Linked DNA regions of Mus musculus: region 1 is linked to region 2. The links are chromatin loops, found by intact Hi-C in ENCODE. Cell type or tissue: heart. All regions are shown on one strand. Links, peaks and the distances in the headings refer to the core of each region. The heading gives the core; the rest is flanking DNA.

The links. Hi-C counts contacts between places; a loop is a spot of excess contacts. Peaks named below come from ENCODE experiments on the same cell type or tissue, not always from the same donor. Only the 100,000 strongest peaks of a DNase experiment are listed, where the experiment ranks them.
Region 1: it touches region 2 in a loop (11-fold over the local background); 4 of 42 quality-filtered maps call a loop at or near these places.

What each region holds. Positions count from the first base shown.
Region 1 is chr1:181,443,270-181,448,269 of GRCm38, forward strand. All of the region lies in intron 3 of Cnih3 (cornichon family AMPA receptor auxiliary protein 3), which reads left to right. Among named protein-coding and RNA genes, the nearest start is that of Ccdc121, 66 kb to the right of the region's middle. In heart, for the core only: a CTCF peak has its summit at 2,558 (motif pointing right); no DNase peak of the experiment used is centred there; H3K27ac peaks cover 2,780 bases.
Region 2 is chr1:181,541,553-181,550,086 of GRCm38, forward strand. No RefSeq gene overlaps it. Among named protein-coding and RNA genes, the nearest start is that of Gm32767, 5.8 kb to the left of the region's middle. In heart, for the core only: CTCF peaks have their summits at 2,658 (motif pointing left) and 4,063 (motif pointing left); no DNase peak of the experiment used is centred there; H3K27me3 peaks cover 786 bases.

The DNA of each region.
Region 1 (5,000 bases), core at 1-5,000, 100 kb before region 2:
AGGCTTCACCGCTTGGAGTAACCACATGAAAGAGTCTTCTTCAGAGCGGGCAGCTTCAGAGCTTCCTGGCAGCACTCAGAGAACTTTATCCTAGTCTCACGGGACAGCAGAATCCTATCTGTTTCCTATCGATGCAGACCTTTCTCTCCGTGCTCCCAGCGCCATAACACAACACTTGTGATACTCAGCTTATGAGGAGGAAAGTTTTATTTTGGCTACAGGGTCTTTGACTGGTCAGCTCTGTTTTGGGTCTGTGATGGAGCACCATAGCAGGAATGTGACGGAGCAAGCAGATCTGCTCACTGCATAGCCAAGAAGCAAGCAAAAGAGAGATGTGTGTGTGTGTGTGTGTGTGTGTGTGTGTGTGTGAGAGAGAGAGAGAGAGAGAGAGAGAGAGAGAGAGAGGGAGAGAGAGAGAGAGAGGGAGTCTTACAATCCCCATTAAGAGCACACCTCTAATCCCTAAAGACCTACCTCCAGGCTCCACCTCACCCAGTAGTGCCTGGGGATCAGGCCTTTAACACATAGTCCTCTGGGGGACATTCAAACTATAGCAGCATCCTGTCTCCCCTTGCTCTGGTAAGTCAGTCAGAGCCCAGGGCTGCTGCGGATGATTGCTCATTTGAGAACACTTATGGATGGATTCTAGGCTGCAGGTCAACAGAGGGTCACCCCGATTCTGTTTAGCCAGGGAGGGTGTCTGTGCTAGGGTCACGTGCACTGGCAGAGACACAGGCTTGACAGGCAAGTCACTTAAGCAGCCTGTGGCTTCTTTCTCTTCCCACCTGGGGAGACCGGACGCTGGTGTCAAGGATGACCAAGGAGTCTAGATTGAGAAGTAGGAAGCCAAATCTGGCTGTGAGCTGTTTCACCGACTTTCAGGGAAGAAGGGCCAGTTGCTTCCTGAGTAGGGAATTCTCCAAGATGTTTATTCACAATATGAAGATCATCCTCATAACTGCAGGGGCATTGTCCTCTGATGCTGGCTTGCCATCTGAGAGTACCATCCTTCCTAGTCCGGTTTACATCCTCCCAGCAAGTGTGGTGCTTTACAGATAAGGGAAATAGGGCCTGGTGTTGTTAGCTGCAGTTCTTCATATCATAAGGTTGATCCTTATGTAACCAGAAGGAATTTACATAATGCACATCATTGCAGACCAATGTGTATTAGTTGAAAGGCTTTGTTGAGCTGACAGGCAACACTGAGAGCTGGGAGACAAACCTTGCGGCTTCCATGGTCTTCAATCTGAACTCCAGTCTGGATCTTCAGTGGACCTTCCATGGCTATGTGCATTCCATGGCTGTGAGCCTTCCATGACCGTGGGCCATGTTTGTGTCTTTTAGAGATCTGGTCCCCTGGCTGGGGAGATGGCTCCATGAAGGAGAGTGCTTGTGTGGCAAGCATGAGGGACCGAGTTCAGATCTCCAATAAGCACAGAAAAAGCTGGGTGTGGCTGTGCACAACTGTAACTCTAGCACTGGGTAGAGTGGAGGCAGGAGAATTGCTGGGACTTACAGCCTGCTAGCCTAGCTAGAAGAAAAAAAAATGGAGATGCACTCAAGCTTCAGTGAAAGACTTTGCCTCAAAGTGTAAGGGAAGAGTGATAGAGGGTAGCAGTGACCCCATCTGGCCTCTGCGTGCACACACACACAGAGATATGTGAAGTCGAGAGTGAGTGAGCACATGCATGTGAGCGCGCGCGCGCGCACACACACACACACACACACAGACACACACACACACACACACACACACACACACACACACACACCTCCTTCCAGAAATCCTGCCTTCATGGGACTCATATGGGTTGCCTACCTCTCACTATCTGCCCCGTTCCCTAGCTTTAGGGGTCCCCCTCATGCCAAACATATTACTTCCACACTTCTGGTATGGGATATAGACATCTACTCTCTACTTCCTCTTCCTGTGAGGCTATGAAAAGTCTCTCCTCCTATCTACCCTGCCCTCTGTACCAGCACACTGAAGAGAAACCCCAAACTGTCATGTGGCATTATTCTCCCAAGACCTGTGTCCTGGCAGCCAACGGTTGGTCACACAGACAAGTGAGAAGCCGAAGTGACAGGGAGAAAATATTTAGACCATGAATAAAAATAAAGTTAAATCTCGCTTAAAAGGAGACAACGGTTCCTTCTCTCCCAGAATCTAGCACCATGGGCATGTATATTATTATCTAAGAGCGAATTTAATCAAGGAAAAACAAAACTGATTTAAAAAGAGTCTTAAATTCTAGACTATAATTCTACTCTCTTTTGGTATTGATTTTTATACAATATGTTTTAGTTGCTCGAGATGGCTAAAACCAAGTCCTTAATGCGTTCTTTAGTTACCAATAAGAATTTACATATTTTGATGGACAAAAAATAAATTTAATTTTAAAAATTCCTGGGAAAGCAAGGATGTGGGTGAATGCATGGTGGATGCCAGAGAAAGGAGACATGTCTCTGCTGGACAGGAGCCTGTCTTCTGGGACAGAGCTATGCTAGACAGTTCTTACACTAGCTTTGGGGGCAGCACAGGGGTGCTGGCCTGTAGGGGGCAGTAGAAATGGAAAACAAGAGTAGATCAAAGTGCCCTGTAGAAGTGACCATGTCAGATTTGTCTTGTTTCCAGGCTGGCTGATGAGAGAGAGGAAGCAGAGGTGCTCTTAGGACAAACTAGAGGCTCGGGAGAGGTCTGCAGGGACTGGGAGGAGGGGTGGGAGTGGAGTGAGGACTCAGGAATATCCAGATGGGAATATTTGCCAGCAAACAGAAACTGACTACTAGAATCTGGGCAGTAAGTCAGAAGTGTAATGAGCTTGGCAGGTACCCCAGTCCTACCTGGCATCAGGCCTGCCCTATACACTCTTAAATAAGTGGCCCATTTGGTGGCTTGTGAAAGGGCTACACAAAATAGTGAGTTCTTTGTTTTATTGTTGTTGGTTTTCTTTTTCTATCTTTGTGTGTGTGTGTAGTGTGGGTGTGTTTAATGTGTGCATGATAGAGGTGTAAGTGTATATATGTATGTGTATATACACGTGTATGAGCAAATGTGTGTGCACACATGCCCATGTGTATGTATGGGTATGTAGAGAGCAGAGGTTGATGGCAGAGATCTTCCCTTGGTCACTCTTCTTAGTCAGCCACGAAGCAGGGTCTTTCAATCAAATCTAGAGCTTGCCCTTTATAGCTGGTCTTGTAGGCTAGCTTGCTCTGAAGATCCTGTCTCCTCCCAATTACAGGTGGGACAACCATGCTTACCTGATATTTATGTGGGTTTCTGGGGATCCAAGCTCTAGTCCTTGTGTGTGTGTGTGTGTGTGTGTGTGTGTGTGTGTGTGCAGCAAGTGCTATAATCACCGAGCAGTCTCCTCACCCCCTCTGATTTTGCTAGTCTCATGGCATGCCAACTTTTCCATGCATATTTAGATTTATTCTTCCTTAACAGTGGTTCTGGCTTCATGACAAACCCTTCGGCTATTCTCAAGTTGGCAGGCATTGCTTGTTAGGTTTTGTTTTTTTTGGGACCAGTTCTCACCATGTAGCCTGTCCCCTTAGCCCAGGATCACAGGCATGTATGTGTAGGCTAGCCTGACTTTAACTGTCACCTTTTCAGAACCCCACAATGTCTATAGTGAGATCATTCTTACTATTTATAACTACAGAAAGCAGGATATGGGGTCTCAGACTGTGGTCTACATGAAGTGGTGTCTATTTATAACTCATTCAGTGAATCACGGGTATCGGTACCATTCAACAGCTCGGCCAGAGGAAACAGTGTCTGCCGGTGATAAGGGATGGAACTAGCCATGGGCATGCTCAGAGTTTCAATCTACCTTTCTATACTTCCTCTGGTAGGTTCAAGCGTGGGGCATATTTCTATAGCACTTATTCGGTCTGAGCTGGGAGCAACCCAGCTGACTACCCACCAGAATAAGCCTGATGCATGCTTGGTGGCCTTCCACCTGGTACTCAGCATCAGGAGCATGTCACACTAGCCTCGGTGGCTTATTAAACCAAGGTCCGGAAGGATGCTCAGGAGGATAGAGAGGGGAGAAGAACACAGCCTTGCTTTTCTCATTGATTTCTCATTCCGAGGCTCTGACTACATCAGACAAGATGGGCCAAAGTGTGTCATAGCAAGAAGGAACATGTGACTCTCAGTCGCTCAGAACAACAAACGTTTATGACTTGCTCTCACTCTGCCCATCGAAGGCTGCCGGGGTGGGGGGGTAGGGGTGGGAGAGAGCCCTCTGTCCTCACTGGTGGTGTCAGGATGATGAAGTATACCCGTTGTTATAACTGTTCTTTGTGATGTCAGAGGAAACAAAATAGGACTTTGGGGGCATTTCTTATTGGCTGTTAAGTGTTCCAGGCTTCTCATATAGTTTCCACTCATGGCCCCTGGGGCCCCTCCCAGCTGCTGGGATCGGGGATGTCTTATGTTGCAAAGGCCAAGTAGTGGAAAGGCACAGATGGTCTAGGGTGAGGCATGGTACGGGCCAGCGCGGGTAGCCTGGCTAAGCTCCATTTGGTCTGAGAGGAATAAGGTCCCTACATTGTCCACATCACTGTGAGTAACATGGGATGCCTGGAGCAAGAGGAGGGGCACAGGGGCATTGCAGCCACTTGAAGTCTCCTGGGGTTAGGAACAAGTCTGCTCAGGATTTTAGATACTGAGAGGCAGTGGGAAGACCCACACAGAACAGCAGGAGGGTTTCCCCCTCATCCCTAAAAGTCGAGCTGGCCTCTGTTAAGTGTTTTCCTTCACACAGGGGATGGTAATAGATCCTCCCTGTCAGTCACAGCTTCCATTATCCACCAAGTCCCAGAGAACAAGGAGCAGTGTGATGGATAGAGGGCATGAATTCTGAACTGTCATCATTCAGAGGTTTGGCGTTGGCACTGGAGACGGGGATGGAGCTGTACTAGATGATTCAGGCCTGTCGTCGCTGTCTCTGAGCATGTTAAGTACTTGGCATAAGTGCTTGGATGTG
Region 2 (8,534 bases), core at 1,481-6,480:
TGTCTCTCTGTTTCTGTCTCTCTCCCTCTCCCTCTCTCCCTGTCTCTGTCTCTGTCTCTGTCTCTGTGTCTCTGTTTCTGTTTCTCCCCCTTTCTCTCATGTACTCTTAGCATATGCTGCCATCTCTCAGGAGACAATTCAACCTGAGCCCCTCCCCAGAGGCTCTGGAGACCACTCCTGCTGTGATGTCTCCTGCCTGTTTCAGTCCAGCATCACACACTTTCCACCTGTCAATAACAAGATAGAGATGAGTGAGAAACTCATCAGCCTTGAAAGTTCCTTAGTCTGTCTATAACATTCTACTAACTGGGGCAACTGTAATGTGACCTCAGTCTCCAGCTGCAACAGGAGGAAACTCAGGCTCCATCTCTTGGTTAGGGCGTGGTGGTGGCTGGGAACAAGTTTGTATACATGTGCATGTGTTTGTATATGTCTATGTGTGTGTGCGTGTGCGCGCGCGTGCGCGCGCATGTGTGTGTGTGTGTGTGTGTGTGTGTGTGTGTGTGTGTATTTTTCTGGGATCAGGGAACACTATGTCCAGCCACAAGGATACTTGCAATGTTGTGAACTCTCTCAGTGGAGATTTATTCTTTTCCTGTCTCACTGTCAGGATAATACACAAGACAAGCCCTAGTCCCAAACCTCACTTTTCTTGCTCTTTGACCTGTAGGTTCAAAATTAAAACAAAAGCTCTCAATGTGTGCAGAAAAGAGAGAAAACTCTTATGATTTCACAAAAATTATTATTTGCTGGGGATAACGTTAGTTTCTTATTATCTGTGTCACAGGTGAACAGGATCTTAGACTGGCAGGATACGCTTTCAAGGGTTTTCAAAATGAATCATGGCAGTGAGTGGTAGCAGGGGCGCACAGGCCAGTCCAACAAGCAACACCTTGTCAATATGTGTGAGGAGGGGGGAGTGGCAGTCCTGAAGCATTTACCTGGCTTGTCTGTCTGTCTGTCTGTCTTCCTTTATTCCTCCCTCCCTCTATTCCCTTTCACTCCTTTTCTTCAGGGAAGACAGCAATGACAAATCTACTTGACATTGTATTTCATGACATGAGTCGTCATATTTAAAGCTCAGAGATCTATAATAAACTAATTTTTATCATTGGTTTTGGCGAAGATACACAATTGAAGAAAAAGAATGTAACCCAGCAGTAATTGGCTGAGGTGGGCTAGCCCAGGGAGGCTGTCTGTCCAGGCCATTCGTCACCTCTCTGGACAGTGCTCCTTCCTTTGGAGGGACGTAAGGCTATTCTAGAACGGGAGGTTCTATAGTCAAGCATGGTGTGTCAGAGAATTGCATTACAGATGACTCGGAAAGCTAGAAAAATGAGGGTAATATCCTCATGGTTCAACTGTCAGAGTTATTGTGTGTGACTATATAATATTATATATAATATATTTTATATATATATATATATATATATATATATATATATAATGTGTGTGTGAGTGTGCATGTGTGCACTCGAATGAGTCACTTTTCTTCTTTAATCCTTTAGGTCCCAGAGACTGGTCATGGCTAGGTGATCATCAGGCCAGGCAACAGCTTTTACTCACTAGGACCTCACACTCAATATTCTTAGTTTTATGATTGGCTGTGGGGGAACAAAAAGTTTTCTTTCTATGCCCTAAGCCGGGGTCTGCAGGCCTTAAGGCCATCAACTTCCCAGAGTTTGTGCGTGGTAACTGTGGGAGGACCTCTGCGGTAACAGAGGGAGGACCTCTGCACTCTGCCTGCACGCAACTGACGGGGGCTATGCTACCGAAGGTCACACTTGTGGAATTTCCGATGTATATTTGAGGCCACTTTGAGCCTCTGTGTGAAACTAAGAGGTGAGGGCTTCTGCTTTTGTCTGTGTGTATGTTCCTTCACTTGGGTAAGGTTTATTGCATGGGCAGCTTGTGTAGGTGCCTCAGGGAGCCAACGTGAGTTCAGCACAGAGCAGGTGGGAAACAGTGGTGTCCCTGGCTGTAAGCAACAACATCACAGAGACACTGCTCATTGTCTGTTACCCCTTCCACCTTGGACTGATCTCCAGGGGACCCTTATCATACACTCCAGTAGCTGATGTTTTCGATAATGACAACCAAGAAGTGCATGAAGCAGGCTGACAGTTCTCCTGTGACCTAATGTCAGTGTCTACAAGAAGTCTCCTGCCCAAGCACAAGGCTTGGAGTCACTCTAGCTATCTGCCAGGTTCAGCTCTTGGGAGTGGACACTAGAGACGCATCTTACTATGACACTGAGATCAGACCATTGCTGCCCTTCGAGGAAGGGATGCTATGGGTAGTAGTGGTTACTAAAGTGACTCATAGTACCAGGCAGGCAGCCTGTCCTTGCCCTGGGGGTTGTTGCAAAGTGTCACTGGTCAGAGCATTTGCTCGCAGACTGGCTGAGGGGACTAGAAAGGCTGATACACAGAGAGTTCCAAGTGCTGATACACAGGTTGGCCACAGCTGCCTAAGCAAGGGGGCAGAGTCAGTGACCCAGATGTCAGCCTACAGCTTAATTTCATTTAAATGTTCCAGAGTAAGTCATTGACTAAAGTCTTAAAGTCCAGAATTTTCCAAAGGACTTGATGATAAGTTCAAGCTTAAAGAGTTTTCTGGCAAAGTGGACACCTAGTGACCTCCAGCCCCAGCAGCGCCCCCTGCTGCTGCGGGAAGAAAAGTTGGCTAAGACTGTTTAGAGGTTCCTTCTCAGGCCACTGCAGGGTGTTTAATTATTGTTGGTTTTTAATACAAGAAGAGTGATCTCTGGCCATCACTTGGGATCCAAAGAATGAAGGGGAGCTAGGAGGTATTGTGGTGCTGGAGTTAACTCCTGGGTGCCTGCCTCGTGGGCTTTCTCTGCTTGGGTGCAGAGTCTCTGTCTCCTGCTGCACAGGAGCTCAGAGGACAGCACAACTGTTACTCCTCCCTGCCTTTGGGGGATAAACATTTGAGGAAAGACCCATGAGCTGGGGCGAAAGCCATTGTCTCCATGATCCTGTGCGTAGAGGACAGACCTGAAGGTGAGTGGTACCTGGCTGAGTGTCAGAGTCCCTCTTCTTCTGGGCTGTCTTGATGGGAAAGTTCAGCCAGGCACCAAGGGTCAGGGGGCAGAGGAGATCCACAGATTCAGCTAGAGTGCCTGCAAGAGGGAAGCTGAGTGCCCTCAGGATCCCAGGACCTCCCGGGTCAACTTTCAGGAGTGGTCCTGGTTGTATAGCATGATAGGGTGGACAGGGAACAGGGAACAGCCACCTTCCTGCTTCCCTCAAATTCCCAGTCTCAGAGTCTCTATTTGCACGTCTGAGGGTAGAATATGAGAAAACTGGGCTTTCCTGAGGCTTGCAGGAGCCTTGGGACCAAAGCACATAGTAGGCACTTAAAACTGCTGAAGTTGATCATACAGCCACACCTACGTCCTTCCTAGGAATGTGGGCAAGTCAGCCAAACTCAGAAATGTGTGTCCCGACACAGAGACACCTGTAGACTTCTTTTTGCTTTTAGTTCTTTTACGTTTTACTTTCCTGTTTTATTATTATTTTTTAACTCACAAGTAATTATAGCTATTGATTGGGTGCGGCTCAATGTTTTGGTGTTATCTCTGCACTATGAAATGACCAGATCAAGCCAACTAATATATCTACCCCGCAGTCATTGTTTCTGATGAGAATACCTGACGCCTATTCTCCCAGCAGTTTACAAGAGACTGTGTGTCTTTATTAATCCTGGTCTCGGAGTTGTCTTAGAGATTATTATGACATAGGTTTCAGGGACTACAATAAATTGATTTCAAGATGACCTATTTGGTCTCTCCCTGGGAAAACTTGCGGTGACAGGATGGCGCTCTGCGGGAGATCGCGTAACGATCAAATACAGGCAACTCCCTACTAACAAGCACCTCATACACTCGCTCAGCTCGGCATCGCATCGGCATCGACATACAGTCCAGCCGCTGGGCTTGTTATCCTGGTGTATAAACCAATCTCTTCACCAGCGTGTTGGTTTCTCATAGGAACGCAGCAATGTTTCATCTTCCCATTGCAATGTCGCCACCTAGTGTTCATAAGTAAGAACTGACAGACCATGAACCCCTGTCTTCCGCCGCCATTGGGGCAGTGTGGATGACTTCTGAGGTAATGGATGGGGTTCAAAATTTGAGGTGTAGCTTGGGTCTTGACGAGAAATAGCAAACACTGAAGAAGAGAAATTGGGTGAGAGGGGTGTCCCCTCCTTCCACAGACTGCTGCAAGGAGATACGGTTGGCGCTTGGGTCAAGAAAGCAGTTGTTTCGTGGAGGGGCAGGTCCCTATTCAGAAGTTTGTGGCTGACTCAATTCCTAAGGGCTCTAGGATGGGAACAAAAGAGTTTAGAGTTTAGTATTATCAGGACGTTTTCTAGGACACCAGGTAGGTGTGGGGTTACTTTCCTAAATGCACCGTGAATCCCCCTTGTCTGTGGGCCTGGAGAGACGGAACTCTTCACTCTGTGGACCTCCTGGGTGGTCTTTCTCTTTCATCTTTCTCTCTGTGTTATGGGTCCCTCTACAGTCAGGCAACCTCACGAGCCACCCTGTATTCTTACACGTGATTAAAATCATTTTTCTGGTGTATAAAAATATCAGGGTGCGCAGTGTTAGCAGGGAGGCCACACTCCTGCAGAGGGCCTGTGGGAACATTAGACGATCCGCCTCGATAGAGGTCCCATTCTATGAGAAAGGCTGGAAGAACCATGATTCCAGCTCAGGATTTTATCCAAGGGATAGGGTGGGGTGACCCTGAGAGAGGACGTCAAAGGGAGCCCAGCTTGTTCAGTGAACTCGTGCTACAATTTTGATCTGAAATACCCCGAAGCCCAAACTTGATCCCCGGTGTCACACAACTGGGAGGTGGTGGGCTCCTTAAGAGAGGGGTGCTAGTGGGAGGAAGCTGGGTGTTATGCCATGGCTATAGTGGGACTTTCTCCGACACAATCAGCAGTATAAATAATCGCATGGAGTCTTCTATATAGTTTGAAGCCGAGGCCTTTTGCTTGGGCAGTCTCCTGGCTATTCTATACCTAACCTGACTAACTAGCCTACAACTGGCCACATGGCTAGCTCTATAGCTTTCTCTGCTCATCTTCAGTCCTTGTCTGTTCCCTCTGGGTCGGCTCTCCCTTTGCCGCAATCTCCGTGCCCAGAAGTCCCACCCTCCATTTCCGGCTCCAGCTATTGGCTGTGAGATCTTTATTTACAACCAATCAGCAGTGAGACAATCTGCCTCTAGGATTACCTTCAAGTGTCTAAGCAGGTGCGGACGGACAACTATTTACAAACATAAGGCTGGCGAAGGCTGTAGACATAACAATGCCACTCTCCTGCCAGCATTTAGCTTTCTGTCCTACGGAATCAACAATTGAAAATACAGAGACATACCTTTACACAAAGTTAAAAAAAAGAAAGTTATCTCAACACCGTGTGATGATTTGTCTATGCTCGGCCCAGGGAGCTGCACCATTAAAAGGTGTGGCCCTGTTGGAGTGGGTGTATCACTGTAGGCGTGGGCTTTAAGACCCTCGTCCTAACTTCCTGGAAGCCTTCTTCTCCTAGAGGCCTTCCGATGAAGATGTAGAACTCTCAGCTCTGCCTGTGCCATACCTGCCTGGATACTGCCATGCTCCCACCTTGATGATAATGGACTGAACCTCTGAAACTGTAAACCAGCCCCAATTAAGTGTTGTCCTTATAAGAGTTGCCTTGGTCATGGTGTCTGTTCACAGCAGTGCAACCCTGACTAAGACCCATGGTCATGGACCTTGAGTTCAAAAGCAAGCCTCGTCTCTTCCGTGGCTTCCAGGCGCTGTGACACGGGTGAGCATCTTCCTCTACCAGGTGCTCCCAGCAGGACGTGCAGCCTCGCCACAGCCCAAAGGCAGCACATTCGCTAACCAAAACTGTAAGCCCAAAAGAACTTCTCTCTTTTACTCTTACAGTTGATTGTTTCGGATATTTTATGACAATAATAGAAAGCTGACGGGCAGAGCTAGTGACAGACATATAAGCCCATTGCTGTGAGTTTTGCCCCGAGGTTAGCAGTTGACTTTCATTTCCGCAGGGACATGTTAGCATGACTCTATTATAAAATAAGTCTTCCTGTATCAAGGCTATGCACACACAATCCTGCCTGGAAACTCTAAGATTAAGTAGACATTTATTCGCTGACATTTACTGTGGACTTGCACTGTGATAAGACTATTATTGTAAAAGAAAGGTTTGGGGTAATAGAGAACTCAGCTCAAACCAGCTTGTCATTCCCACTCTGTGTCCTTGTGAGCTTGACGCTTAGCTTCCCTGACCTTGACCCCCTTACCCATGCAGAGGCTGTTACCAGTGGGCTACCCTTGAAGAGTTGGAAGAGTTTGGGGAAAGCTGGATGTAAGATGAGTACCAACAGTACTGCAATGAGTTATTCGCACCCTTTAACAGATGCTCCTACAAGGGCAGAGGTCAGCTCAGAGGACAGTGGTGCCATCCCTGGATTAGAAGGACTTGTGTTCTGGGGTAATGGTGGATAAGATGTAGACACATAATGTTGTATGGACTTTTGATAAGGATGATATATTTTGATAGATGAGAGAGATAATTGGGGTTATTCTTTTTATTTTATTGTTTTTAGACAGTGTCTTAGGGTTTTACTACTGTGAACAGACACCATGACCAAGGCAACTCTTATAAGGACAACATTTAATTGGGACTGGCTTACAGGTTCAGAGGTTCAGTCCATTATCATCAAGGTGGGAGCATGGCACCATCCAGGCAGGCAGAGCTGAGAGTTCTACATCTTCATCTGAAGGCTGCTAGCAGAATCCTGGCTTGCAGACAGTAGGATGAGGGTCTTAAGCCCACACACTCAGTGACATACCTACTCCAAACAGGGCCATACCTTCTCACTCCCTGGGCAGAGCATATACAAACCATAACAGATAGGGGTTCTCATTGAGACCAGGATGGCCTCAAAAGACACAGAGCCCACAGAGACCTGCCTCTGCCTCTCAAATGCTGAGCTTAAAGGCACGCTCCATCTGGATGTCAGTATTCTTAAATGGACTTCCAGATGAAAAATTAGTAACCCAAAGAATCCTCATGTAGATGTGATACAAGAGGCAGATCGGACAGTTAGGTTTAATTTTCAACTTGACATGGTCTAAAATCACCTGAGAAGAGTCTCAATGGGAATTGTCTATATTGGTTTGGCCATAAGCAAGTCTGTGGGGATTGTCTTAGATTATTTGATGTGGGAAGACCTGCCCACTGTGGGTGGCACTATTCCCTAAGCAGGAGGTCCTGACCTTGGCTAAGAGTTGGAGAGATTGAGCTAAACACAAAAACTCACAGGAGCTGGTAACCGTGTGTATAATCATTTCTCTATGCTCTTGACTTTAGATGTGAGGTAACAAACCCTTTGAAGTCCCCTTCTGACTCCCCCACAATAGTGGACTATAACCTAGAATTGCAAGCTGAAATAAAAACTCCTTTCTTGGGCTGGAGAGATGGCTCAGAGGTTAAGAGCACTGCCTGCTCTTCCAGAGGTCCTGAGTTCAATTCCCAGCAACCACATGGTGGCTCAGAACCGTCTATAATGGGCATCTGATTCCATCTTCTTGTGTGTCTGAAGACAGCAACAGTATTCCCACATACATGAAATAAATAAATCGTTAGAAAACAAAAACAAAAAACGCCTCCTTTCTCCCTAAGTTGCTTTTATCCAGGGTGTTTTACCACACCGACAGAAATGAAAGTGACCCCAGGAGCCCTCTGCGGGTGTCTGGACAGGGCGCCAGTTGGGTTTGGAAGATCCCTTTGCTCAGTAGTATATATTATATCTATGGCATCCTCCCTGGAGTGTAAAGCCGTGCTGTACAAGAAGGATCAGGAAGAACTTATATGTGTGATAATGGGCTGCTGGGTGCTGGCTGTTTCCTGAGGGTGATGTTGAGCGCTTGGTAGGTTAAGCAGCGTCTTGCCTCCTCGACTTTACACTCGTGAGAGCGTGAAGGAGGACTGCTGAATTGAAGGATTTCTGCAGTAGGCAGTACAGTACGAAATGGCGTCCTCTGACGCTGTATGAAGAGTGGCCCTAGTTGAGGAGGGTTTCTTCCCCTGTGCTAGTCCAGTTGCTGTTTGGAGAGGAGCATTGATGTTTAAAGATGGCCTGATACTTCCCAACATCCCTCAAAGACTCAGACCAAGTGCCTCTGACCACGCCTGCTTTCCTAAGCATCTCCTCACCTTGTCTGGGGCTGGAGGTGTTAGGAAATAGACAGGAGGAGAACCCGAGAAAAGAAGATGCTAGAAAATAGGCAGGTGGAGAATGGCGTGGTAGGAGAACAAGGAAGATGTCCATCATTCTGGGGAGCTGAGGACTGGCAGGTGGCAGAACAGTGGCCATCAGTGACCTTCAACGAAGCTGAAGAGCCTCGTAAACATGCGTCCTTTCCTTCCTTTTCTCCCAGGTTTACAAAAATCCTTCATGTTCGTATGTATATCATTGAGACTT